Regions from separate parts of the Homo sapiens genome. Here all the other regions are linked to region 1. Evidence: chromatin contacts called from ENCODE Hi-C or POLR2A ChIA-PET data. All regions are on one chromosome and are shown on one strand. The core of a region is the stretch at or near the end of the contact, and the rest is flanking DNA. Distances in the headings are between cores, read along the strand shown.

What was found. Hi-C counts contacts between places; a loop is a spot of excess contacts on that map. ChIA-PET counts read pairs that join two places held with the same protein, here RNA polymerase II (POLR2A). Pooled maps may share reads with other maps.
Region 2: a loop to region 1 is called in a map with no recorded cell type, with 7 times the contacts of the local background. The contact joins two enhancer-like sites. A Hi-C loop is called at or near these places in 4 of 37 single-sample maps with no recorded cell type and 4 of 50 pooled maps. POLR2A ChIA-PET finds 5 or more read pairs at or near these places in 3 of 52 experiments (A673, HEK293 and Panc1).
Region 3: a loop to region 1 is called in a pooled map, with 4 times the contacts of the local background. The contact joins two enhancer-like sites. A Hi-C loop is called at or near these places in 3 of 50 pooled maps. POLR2A ChIA-PET finds 5 or more read pairs at or near these places in 3 of 52 experiments (A673, PC-9 and activated CD4-positive, alpha-beta T cell).

Annotation. Positions count from the first base shown.
Region 1 is chr12:27,063,416-27,067,212 of GRCh38, forward strand. No RefSeq gene overlaps it. Among named protein-coding and RNA genes, the nearest start is that of C12orf71, 17 kb to the right of the region's middle. Within about 2 kb of position 1,281, at least 2 of the 41 ENCODE cell types and tissues checked have a DNase peak (open chromatin) inside an H3K27ac peak, as active enhancers do.
Region 2 is chr12:27,217,848-27,221,602 of GRCh38, forward strand. No RefSeq gene overlaps it. Among named protein-coding and RNA genes, the nearest start is that of STK38L, 25 kb to the right of the region's middle. RefSeq lists enhancers at 2,355-2,404, 2,545-2,714, 2,735-2,804. Within about 2 kb of position 2,469, at least 2 of the 41 ENCODE cell types and tissues checked have a DNase peak (open chromatin) inside an H3K27ac peak, as active enhancers do.
Region 3 is chr12:27,287,952-27,291,939 of GRCh38, forward strand. The region is part of intron 1 of STK38L (serine/threonine kinase 38 like); the gene reads left to right. It overlaps LOC124902905 (a long non-coding RNA gene), which reads right to left. Exons shown (of 3, transcript XR_007063254.1): 1 at 3,453-3,988; 2 at 1,618-1,716. Among named protein-coding and RNA genes, the nearest start is that of BMAL2, 43 kb to the right of the region's middle. Within about 2 kb of position 2,705, at least 2 of the 41 ENCODE cell types and tissues checked have a DNase peak (open chromatin) inside an H3K27ac peak, as active enhancers do.

The sequences.
Region 1 (3,797 bases), core at 31-2,530:
TCTTCTTCCTCTTCCTCCTTCTCCTCCTTCTTCCTCTTCCTCTTCTTCTTCCTTCTCCTCTTCTTCTTCCTTCTTCCTCTTCTTCCTTCCTCCTCCTCCTTCTTCTTCCTCTTCTTATTCTTCTTTCTTCTTCCTCTTCTCCTTCTCCTTCTTCCTTCTTTTTCTTCTGCTTCCTTCTTCCTCCTCCTCCTCCTGCTGCTGCTTCTGCTGCTTCTTCTTTTTCTTCTTCTTCCTCTTCTTCTTCCTTCTTCTTCTTCCTCCTTCTACTTCTTCCTTCTTCTTTTTCTTCTCTCCCTCCCTTCCCTCCTCTTTCTTTCTTTCTTTCATTCTTTATGTTTCTTTCTTTTTCCTTCCATCCTTCCTTCCCTCTTTCTTTTCTTTTCTTTTCTTTCTATCTTTTCTTTCAAAGTGTGCTCTTGCTATGTTGCCTGGGCTGGACTCAAACTCTAGGCTCAAGTGATTCTCCCACCTCAGCCTGCCAAGGTTGTACTCCAACAGTAGTCTTTCGTTTGTTCTTAGTGGGCCATCACGTACAGCTACTTTTACTTATACTTACTTTTTAGTATGATGAAAACTCAAAAAATATAATGGTTCATGTTTATAAATATTTTTTGTATTCAGTCCTGGCAGGGCCAAATAATTAGAGCTCTGTGCTGAGGGAGGGATTGAATATACTCAGTGCTTCTTAGTCAATGTGAATTTCTCTGGAGCACATTTAGGCAATGCTTATTTTCTCATAATGCTCCCCCAATCTTCCCCCTTTTTTTCATTTTACATATTGTTTTGAATTGGATTTCATAGAACATAGGTATTTTTTTCTTCCTTTTAAACTGTTCTATTTTCTCCTTTCTTATTCCTAGCCAAGAGCCCTGATCCAGGTGAAGTGTGTAAACCTTGCACGTGGAATTCCCAGCAAAGAAGCTGTAGGGATCGGGATAGGGCCTGGGAAGTGTCTGACTTACAGAAACCCACCATGTCTTGTTCTCTGCTGGAGACCTCTGCTTCTCCATCTTGTGAACATCCACAGGCCCCCTGCACCGTAATCTTGCCCTCTTACTGTTGACTCAGTCCTCATGGAAGTGTAAGTGCCCTTCCTTCTGTTCATGATGTTCCAGGGCAGGAGATGAGGGGGCTGAGTAGGGAAGAAGAGAAGGCCCAGCTCCTGTCTGCTCAGACCTGGGCTGACCTCTGCCCTGGGGCTCAGGCTGGGACTTGTATTTTACCATAAAGGCCCTATAACAAGTGGTGGTTGGATTTTGGTGTTAGTCAGCTGTGTTGTGGACTGACTGGGATTTTCTGCACTAGCTTTTAATCTAATTGTTACTTGGTTACATCGATTGTTTCAGCTCTTTCATAAGCAGCTTAAGGAACCACTTCCCCAAATAATCTTGGGTCTAAGTCTGAAACAGATGAAAGTGAAATCGCTGTGCCCATGGCTGCACATCCACTCACTTCTGCCTCTGCTCTCTGAAGCATCTTAGGGTGGGAGTCCTAGGAGCTCACTTTGAAAACTGCTCATTAACATGACTGTTTACTTTCAGAGCACACCCTAGTCTTAAAATTGAGCTTGCCTGTTTGTATATAATAAATTGCTTAAAACTTGCTGGGATTGGTGTGTATATATGGGCCATATATGAAGCCAGTGGTAGGAGAAAGCAGAATGGACAGATACTTACCTGATGTGATTTAATGGGGTGTTGAGAAATTCCATGATGAAAATCCACACCCCCATTCATTCCTGAAGTTCCATAGTCAGTAATGCATTTTATTTCACTGTTAAGCAACTGCCTTTTGTGAAGCTTTTTTTTTTAAATAAAAATATCCTCATGAAGGATATCCATTAAGTTGTTGTAACCTTGGAGTTGATCCTTTTGCTTCCTTACTTGATTAAACATCCGGGGTTAATGAATCCTCAAAAGGACAAATGGAAGGAAACAGCCACATCCGTACGTCATAATTTTGTCTAGGACTGGCCCTGACTCTGTATGCATTTGTAAAACACATGTGGCAATATCTCTTGTATTTAACTTGGAGACACCTTGCTTTCTCCTTTGGGTGCAGGTAGTTCTGAGGTATTTGAAGAGAGAGCATCTCAAAAGGAAATTTTACTCTTCTTAAATATTCTTTTAGTACCAAAATATATTTTATTACTGTATCATGGTGAAGATGTATGTGCCCATATATACTAATGGGGATTTTCCCATAAGCATGACTTATTTAAAAGAGATAAGAGAATCAGAAACTCAATTCAGAAACAATATATGTATTTCTACATATTGTCTACAACTTGTTCCTGTTGGATAACAAAATAATAAATTGTGGGCATTTCTTATTTTTTAAATCTTAACAACAAAATATTGCAAAACCACGGTTCATTCATTTACTCAGCAAACATTCATAGCGTACCTACCATGCGCTACTTGGTTTCAGCAGAAAAAATCAGTCATCAGGGAATATTTGAGGTTGTCCAGTAACTGAGGAAGGAAGGCAGAGAAGGGTGGAGTGCTAGATGGGGAAGAATGGAAGAAGGAGGATAGGAGAGAAAGGATGGATGGAAGTCAGTCCTTAACACATGTTTTGTTGTTTTTAATTACACTCATGTTACCTAGTTTGATGTTCTTTGTTAATATAATAATTAGCCATTTGGTGCTTTTATTTTTTCTGGTGTGCTATAATTTGAAATCAGTTTTAACTTGTTTTTGTATTTGTTTCTTTTTAGTATAAAAGAACTTGTGTGGATTAGCTTGCTAAATACATCCAAGATTTGAAGAACTGAAAACAAAATCAGTATTAAACCTGCTTTTTAAAAATGTAAGTGAAGTAACTTCTGGCCATGGTTCATTTCAGACCTCTCTAAAGCCTGCAATTACCTCTCAGTGTATGTGAATTTTTTTCCAGGAGTAAAGTTACTTGACTCTAGTGAGTCTACTCATTAAGTCTAGGAGTGTTTGTATCTGCTCGCCCTTTTAAAACCTGTAAATTCTAAGAGTAGTATGAATAACATAGGTGGCTGTAGGATTTAGACGTGGTGTGGCAGACAGTGAGCAAATCTTCATTTGGCACTGAGAAGGAAAACACAGACTTGGTAGAACATAAAATAAAAAGCACAGCCCTATTCTCAAGTCCTTCATCACTCTTCACCTCACAGACCATTTCACTGCCTTATCTACACCAGCGAGAATTGCTAGTTGACCCATTAATGACCCAGTAGGCTTAGAATATGAGGTGTTGGTTTCTCACAGGCATATTTACCCACTTTCTCCCTATTTCTCTTGCTCAGTAATAATAACTACTATTTATTGAGCTTCTACCAAGTGACAGGCATTTGATTAATTTGATTCCATGTTCATTCTACAAATAGTGTTTCTGAATGCTTGCCGTGTACCAGGCATGGCCCTGACACTACTTATTACCTTATCTTCAAGGCACCCTTGCAGGGTAACAGTTAACACTTCCGTGGTCTGGATGAGGATACGAGAGAGGTAAGGAGCGTGCTGACGGTCACCTAGCCAGTGAATGTGAACTGTCTGACTTTCTCTGATTTGCCATATCCTTAAACGTGTTTAGATGCTCTTCCTGGCATGGATGTAAATAAGAGATTGGAACCTCCTGGATTGTGTTCATAAGAGGAATGTGATCCTCATCCTTCTAAACTTTGTCTGGAGTCACAGAAAGCAAGGAAGTTAGAGAAACATCCTGTCACACAGCTTTGGTACCTGTGTGGGGAGCTAAGAGATCTGATGTCCAGTTCCTTCCAGTCCTTTAATGAATTTCCTCTGTGTCCATGAGCTATCTAA
Region 2 (3,755 bases), core at 1,219-3,718, 160 kb after region 1:
GATGTTTATTGTTCTCTATTTTGCTGAAGTAGTTTCCTCTAATCTGAGTGTTACGAATACTATTGAGAAAAATTCCCTGTCTCTAGCAGCATGGAAATGCATTCAGCTTTCTACAGATACAGTCAAGAGTAATTATGAAGTTTAGAAAAGATACCCTGAATCGCTCCCTGTGCTGATATCTGGGCCTGTACTTTCTTCATGGAGCTGGCTGGTTGATTAATTCTGAAAAAGTCAGCAGTGTGCATACAGATAAAGCCTCAAAATATGGAAATAAGACATAATAGAGAATACATTTGGGTTTCAGCTAATCTTAAAATACTGGTGAATAATTTATTCTTCTAAATACTCTGCTTAAAGTCTAACCGATGATTGCTATTTATCAGTAATTAGACTCTCCATTTCAGCTCCTTTTCTCACAGACAGAAATAGCATGATCAGTTTTAAATTGGCAGGGAGGAATTAAAGGCTTTTCAATAATGTTTTTAATTTTTAAAAAGACACATTTACTGTAGAAAATAGAGAAAAGTACCAGAATGATGAAAATTATCCCTAATTTCAACAACTAGAAGTAATCAACATTGTAAAGTATATTATTTCACTCTTTCATAACATTTACATGTTATGTTTTAAATAGATAAAATGTATATAATATGCATAAAATGTATATAAAAAGATATGTGTGTGTGTGTGTGTGTGTATGTACACACACACACACACACAAATTGGGATCATGATTCGCATACTGTTGTTGTGCCTAACAAGATACCTTGAACATTTTTTCATGTCGCTGAGTTTTCCTCTATAATACTTTTCAAAGGCCACATAGTGTTCTGTTGAATCCAGGTACCAATTTATTCAAGAAATCCCTTACTATTAAACATTCCAATTCTTTCTAGATTGTATTATTTGAGACAAGGTCTCACTGTCACCCAGGCTGGAGTGCAGTGGCGTGATCATGGCTCACTGCAGCCTCAACCTCCCTGGCTCAGGTGATCCTCCCACCTCAGCCTCCTGAGTAGCTGGGACTACAGGCATGTGCCACGAAGCTTGACTAATTTTTTAATTTTTTTTTTTTTTGTAGTGCAGGGGTATCCCTATGTTGCCTGGCTGGTCTTGAACTCCTGGGCCCCAGTGATCCACCCATCTCAGCCTCCTAAAATGCTGGGATTACAGGCGTGAGCCACCATGTTCAGCCAATTTTTATTATTATACATAATTCTGTGAGGAATAACTGCATAACTCTCTCACACTTCTGATTATTTCTTAAGGGTAAATATTCATAGACGAGAATGAACATTGTATTTTGATATCACTTGTTTCTGCCTGCCTAGAGTTTCTTCTCATTTTCACATGATAGAACTGACCTCCTACCTCACTCTCTCATTGCCTTTTAGTATCTGCCTCTCCCACAACTGGTAAAATGTTTCATCACATGGCTGGGACTGATCAGAGTGCCCTGTCTCCTACCACTCCAGGCACAGTGACTGGTCCAGGAGTGAGCATATGATCTAAGTAGGGCCAATAAGAGGGAAATTTTCTAGGTCTGATAATAACTCTTGGATGAAAACATCTCTTTCCTTCTGAAATTCTTAAATGGCACCAAAAATCATTTAAGGTTGGGACTGATGAGGGCCCTCTTGATGCCAACATGGAAGAAAGCAGAGCTAAATAATGAAGTGACAAAGGGGGATTCCTACTGACATCTTTTTTCTCTTTCTTTCTTTCTTTTTTTTTTGAGACAAGGTCTCACTGTCACCCAGGCTGGAGTGCAGTGACGCGTTCATGGTTCACTGCAGCCTCAAACTCTTGGGTTCAAGCCATTCTCCTGCTTCAGCCTCCCCAGTGGCTGTGATTACAGGTGTGCACGTCCATGCCTGGCTAATTTATTTTTATTTTTGTAGAGATAGGGTTTCACTATGTTGCCCCAGCTCGTCTGGAACTCCTGGCCTCAAGCGATCCTCCTGCTTCAGGCTTCCAAAGTGCTGGGATTAGAGGTGTCAGCCACTGCGCCCAGCCTGATGCCATCATTTCAGTTCCTGGTCTCAGCCATGACCGAAGCAAGGTGCTTCCCTAGACTTGTCCAATTATTTGACCTAATAAATTTCCCTGTTTATTTAAACTAATCTGAACTGGCTTTCTGTCTTTGGCAATCAAGGCTCTTGACTAATGTAACTATTGTTAAGGTTTTGATATGTATTTCCAAATTACCTCCCAGAACTACATTGCCAAATACACATGTGGAATGTGGAATTTTAAATTGAATTAATGTTAATATTGCTGCAATGTATCAGTGTAGAATTACAGTATGAGTCAATCTATCTTTTTTTCGTATTTCCATACCCTCATGAGTAAAGCAAAACATCTCAAACAAATCATCACACTCAAGTAAGTAAAGGTGGAGACTGTGATGAATAGAGATCAAGCTAGGTTTATATTATGCCCAGACATCAGGCTGAGTACAAGCCCTTGCTGTCAGGGAGGGGGAAATAAGGTCCATGTACCCTGTAGCCAGTTACACAGTGTGTCTCTAATACCTTTACTTTCTTCCCACATGCAGAAGTGAAAGTTAAGAGAAGTCTGAAGAAGGAGTCAGTTCCAAGAAAGGAGTTAAATTATTCAAGAGTAAGTTGTCAACTTCAAGTCAGTGAGCCAAGGCAGAGTAGTTCATAAAGAAACTGTGACTAGACTAGGTGGTACTCAGTTTCTGAGACAGATTTCTGAGCCAGGCCTGTGGGCAGCTGTACGAGGAGATGGGTTGGGGAGGGGTGATTTTAAAAGGATGCTAAATAACACTGGCAAAACCAAATCAACTCCACACACCAGTGAGATGAACTGGAAAACAGTGTTCATTACTCCAGTTTTTCTATCAACTCCTTATGTAGCTGTGGAGCTAAAAACTGGCTCCAGTCTCACTGAGGTAGACACTATCCTTTTTTTATTTTTTTTAATGGAGACAGAGTCTCGTTGTGTCGCCCAGGCTGGAATGCAGTGGTGCAATCTCTGCAACCTCCACCTCCCAGGCTGAAGCAATTCTCATGCCTCAGCCTCCTGAGTAGCTGGGACTACAGACACACACCACCATGCCTGGCTAATTTTTGTATTTTTTAGTAGAGATGGAGTTTCAGCATGTTGGCCAGGCTGGTCTCAAACTCCTGACCTCAAGTGATCCACTGGCCTCAGCCTCCCAAATTGTTGGCATTACAGGCATGAGCCACCACGCCCAGCAGCACTATTCTTTTAAATAAAATTTGTACGATGCTATTGATTTGGACTGGGCCTCTACAGATCAAACCAAAATGGAGTCACTCATGCTAAAGTTTCATGTCACCAAACAGAAACTAAGTCATCTACCTTTCAAGAAACTAAGGGGGAGAGAGAGAAAGAGGGAAAGACAGCATAGCCAAATCCCCTAACAGGCCAGTTTTAGCTGGCATGATAAAGGAGTACCCCCTGCTTTAATCCGATAAGGAAAGTAACTTTGAAATGACCGATTCACTTTTTGTTCCTTATTTCTGCTTTTTTTTAACCCCTTTTCTGCCTATAAAGCCCACCTCTTCTGCTTAGCTCATCAGATCACCTTTTCTAAATTTTTTATTTTATTGATTGATTGATTTTGGGTAGAGATGGGGGTCTCTCTCTGTTACACAGGCTGTTCTCAAACTTCTGGGATCAAGTGATCCTCCTGCCTTGGCCTCCCAAAGTGTTGGGATTACAGGCATGAGCCATGGTGCCCAGCCACCTTTTCTAAATTTTTA
Region 3 (3,988 bases), core at 1,455-3,954, 230 kb after region 1:
GGCTCACTGCAACCTCTGCCTCCCGGGTTCAAGTGATTCTTGTGCCTCAGTCTCCCGAGTAGCTGGGACTACAGGTGTGCACCACCATGCCCAGCTAATTCTGTATTTTTAGTAGAGATGAGTTTTCGTCATGTTGGCCAGGCTGGTATCGAACTCCTGACCTCAAGTCATCCACCTGCCTTAGCCTTCCAAAGGGGTTACAGAGACATGAGCCACTGCGCCCAGCCAAGTTTATTCTTACATATTTTATGAATGTTGTACTCCATCTCCTCCTCCTTGCTACTTTTGTGAACAGGATTATTTTTCCATTTCTAAATTTATGTCTTTAAAATTAACATTTTAAAGCATACATTTATTTTAAACTTTAAATTTCCCTATTTAAAAAATCTTTCGTCTTACTTTTGACGGACCCATATTCTTTATAACAAAAGTGAAAAATATAGAAGAAAACTCATGATATTGGGTTACTGGATGTATTAATAGATGGAAGCATGGCTCAGCTGACAAGGCAAAGGGAAGGATAGATCCTTCTGGGTGCACTAGCTATCATCTCACTCATCCAAACCCACAATTCAGAGCCATAGTTTAAACCTGTTGGCCCCAAATTCTCTAGATCACTGTAATATCTGTCTTTCCCCCAACCATGCTCTCATGCTCTCCAAAAGTTTCCCTAGGCCACTTAATTCATCTTTATAAATTCTATAAATTTCTGTATATATTTTATAATTAAATATGAATAACATAAAGATATATCATTTTATATATATATTTATAAATTTGTTTTTTCCCAGTTGTTTTCATTTTGTTTTACCTCTGAATATTTCCTCCTTTACAAATAATGTTGACATACTCACTCTGGTCTCCCCTCACCTTCGTTACCCATCATCTCCCTCCCCCCTGCCATTTACTCCCCCTTCTTGCAAATTGTGGCTTTTTTTCTCTTTTATATCAATCAAGACAAATATTTTTCTGTATGTGCTCGTGTGTGTGCCAGTAATAGAAACTGATTTAAAATTCTTTTAGGGATGCCCATACTATCTAAAAGTTGGCATTGATTTTTTTTTCCCATCGAGGTGCTAGATTATAAGTATTTGAAGTTATGTGGCATTTCTGCTGAGGTAATTTTTTAAAGTTAACTATGACTTGATTCAGCTGAACATTTTTTTGCAGACAAAATCTAGTGCACTACCAGATAGGCATATAGCAATAGAACAATTAAATTTTATAAATATTTTAAGAATAGACTGCTTCTTTCTGAATGTTTTTGAGAAAGACAGGGTGATAGTTTATCTAAACATTAAGATCGGTAAATAGAATTTTAAATAAAATTGCTGCTTTGGTAAATTTACCTCTTAATTGTTTGCATTTGGTTTATAAACACTTTCCCCTTCTCATTGCAAGTTTTAAAAAAAAATGAAGTTCAGAGGGATTTTTAGTAATTATTTGGACCAATAAACTCAGGTATTCTGCCATGAACATCATTACTACAGCCAAATAAGCTTTCAGGTACTCAACCATTGAACTATATTTTTGTGCATAGGAAAACTATTTCGAAAACAGTTTTGAAAATGAAAATGCTAATGTTGAGTTCAGCACCACTGTGCCATCATCACCAACCTTATGATTCACAGAAGGAGCAAAGACAAGGGTGTCTGTTTATGAAATGCATTCCTCTGGTCTAGTGATCAGGGCATACGCCACATGGAGAGGGCCACGCTAAATAAAAACAAAAGCTATTAACAGCAGATACAGTAAAGAGATTACAAATAAATTGGTGTGTGTTGCCTCATGAGAATCACTCTTTTGTGAGAGAAAGGGTTAGCTCTTCCCTGGAACACCTCTACCTCTAGTTCTACCCCAAATCACTACTAACTTCTAGTAAGGCTTCTACCAAGAGTTCTTTTTTTACTTTAAATATTTCTTTTTGCTACATTTCTCTCCCCTCTCCATTAGAAGTAATCTAATTTGTCAAAGAAGTAGGCTAAGATCAGAAGAGAGAGGGAATGTCTATTAGAGATTAAATTTACAAACTAACTGACAATGGCAGCAGCCCAAGGCAGGAGGGATGAGCAGGAAGATTGAGCAGGGAAGGGAAGAAAATTAATAATTTTTGAGCATTAATATGTGCTAGGAGATACTTTAAAAATATTTTTTACTGATTTATTGATTTATCAAACACATGACGTATCTCAGTCCTTTTACAAGTACTAACTTTTAGAATTATCTTAAGTCTTATATTATCATAATAAGCATGCACACAAGGTGGCTATTATTATATTTATTTAACAGGAAACTGACACACAGAAAGTTTAAAGTTTAATTTGCCTAAAGTGACACAGCTAGTGAATGGCTGCACCAAAATTCAGACCCAGGCAATCTGGCCTTTCATCCTGTGCTCTGCCACCATCAAAGCGTCATATCAACCTTATAAGGTTGGCATTTATGATCTCCATTTTAGAAATGTGGATCCTGACTCAGGTTAAATAACTCAGACAGGATCAGCCTTAAACTAACTTTCTTAAACTAGCCTTAAACTAGCTTTTCTTATACTTTCTGTCCTTACTGATCATTTACCCAGTCATCCACATCTGAAACTTAGAGATAATTAGAGACTTTAGTCTTTCCAGCTGACTAACTGAGGCTTCTTCACTTCTGCTACTATCTTAATTAGTCCCTCACTATTCTGTAATCTCAAATGTGCTGTAAAGGAAGCAGGTGGGTAATAAAATGTGGGTAATAAAAAGTGAATGAGTCTGGGCACGTGGGAATGGAGAGTTGGTGGACGGGTGGGATGTTGTATTGTAAGGGGCCGGCTGCAGCTCTGCTCCAGCTGTCATTGTGGAGCTGACAGAGCTCATTGTGGACAGATCAGACTTTTCAGGAGAAACCAGAAACCTGGATTTTCATGTGAAACCTTCTACTTTCTAAATTGTAGCACAAGCCTAACAAAATGATTCTGCAGGCTACCAGGTTGTAATCTCTGACTATTCATTATTAAGCCTCCTGAGCAGATTTACTTCCTCTAGTCTGATCTGTACTTCCAGCCTTTTGGCCATCCTCCCTGTACCAGCATAATCTATCCGAAGTGCAAATCAGATAGGATTTGAGGGCTGGTTAGGAGAATTAAATGCTTCTAAGAATGTAATATTCTTAGAAGAATTCTGGGTACTTGGGTAAAAACTCAATAAATATTCTTTAATGGCTGTTAGGTTTTCACTAAATTAAAAGCCTTGAGTGATTCCCATTTATGTTCAGGATAATTTTTAACATGACAAAAAAGTTCCTTATTTCTACCTTCATCTTCTGCCATTTAATCAAATATACTCAGTCTATCGGTATGCTTAAGTGTGTCAGTGTATTTCATGCCTTACAGCTCTTCCTCCTCTGAGTCCATCTGACTGGTGAACTCTTACTATAGCCCCATCCCCTCCAAGATTCAGTTCAGGCATCACCTTCTGTATTAAACCTTTGATTATCCTTCCTCTTGAAGCACTGATTTCTCCCTACTTTGTGTCTCCATAAGATCATGAACTCCCTAAGGGCCGGAACTGTGTTTTATCAGTCTTATTCTCAGCACTTCATACAGTCAACATGGTATATATCTGCAATAAATGTTGGTTGAAAATAAAACAATTAGTGAAAGTTAATGCTGGGATTTGAAACTTCACCTATGAATTTCTTGCATTTTAGACTGTGCCTCAGAGAGGAAAGAAGCTGTAGCTGCCCTTTCGTTAGGGACCCAGTTTATACAGTGTACAATCTGAGGACTTATTGTAGCCTAGGGCATTATGATTGCAACTAGTGAATTGAATTTAGGCGAATTTTTATACTACAAGGCAATATAGTAGCATTAAGGACACTCCTTCCTCTGAAATGCAGTATGTGAAAACTAAGGTGAAATCACCAGTTAAATAATTTGTTTTACAGCCAGGTAAAGCAGTTCTATTTTCTTCCTTTAGAAATTTGATGGTAAATGGTTGGAGATACC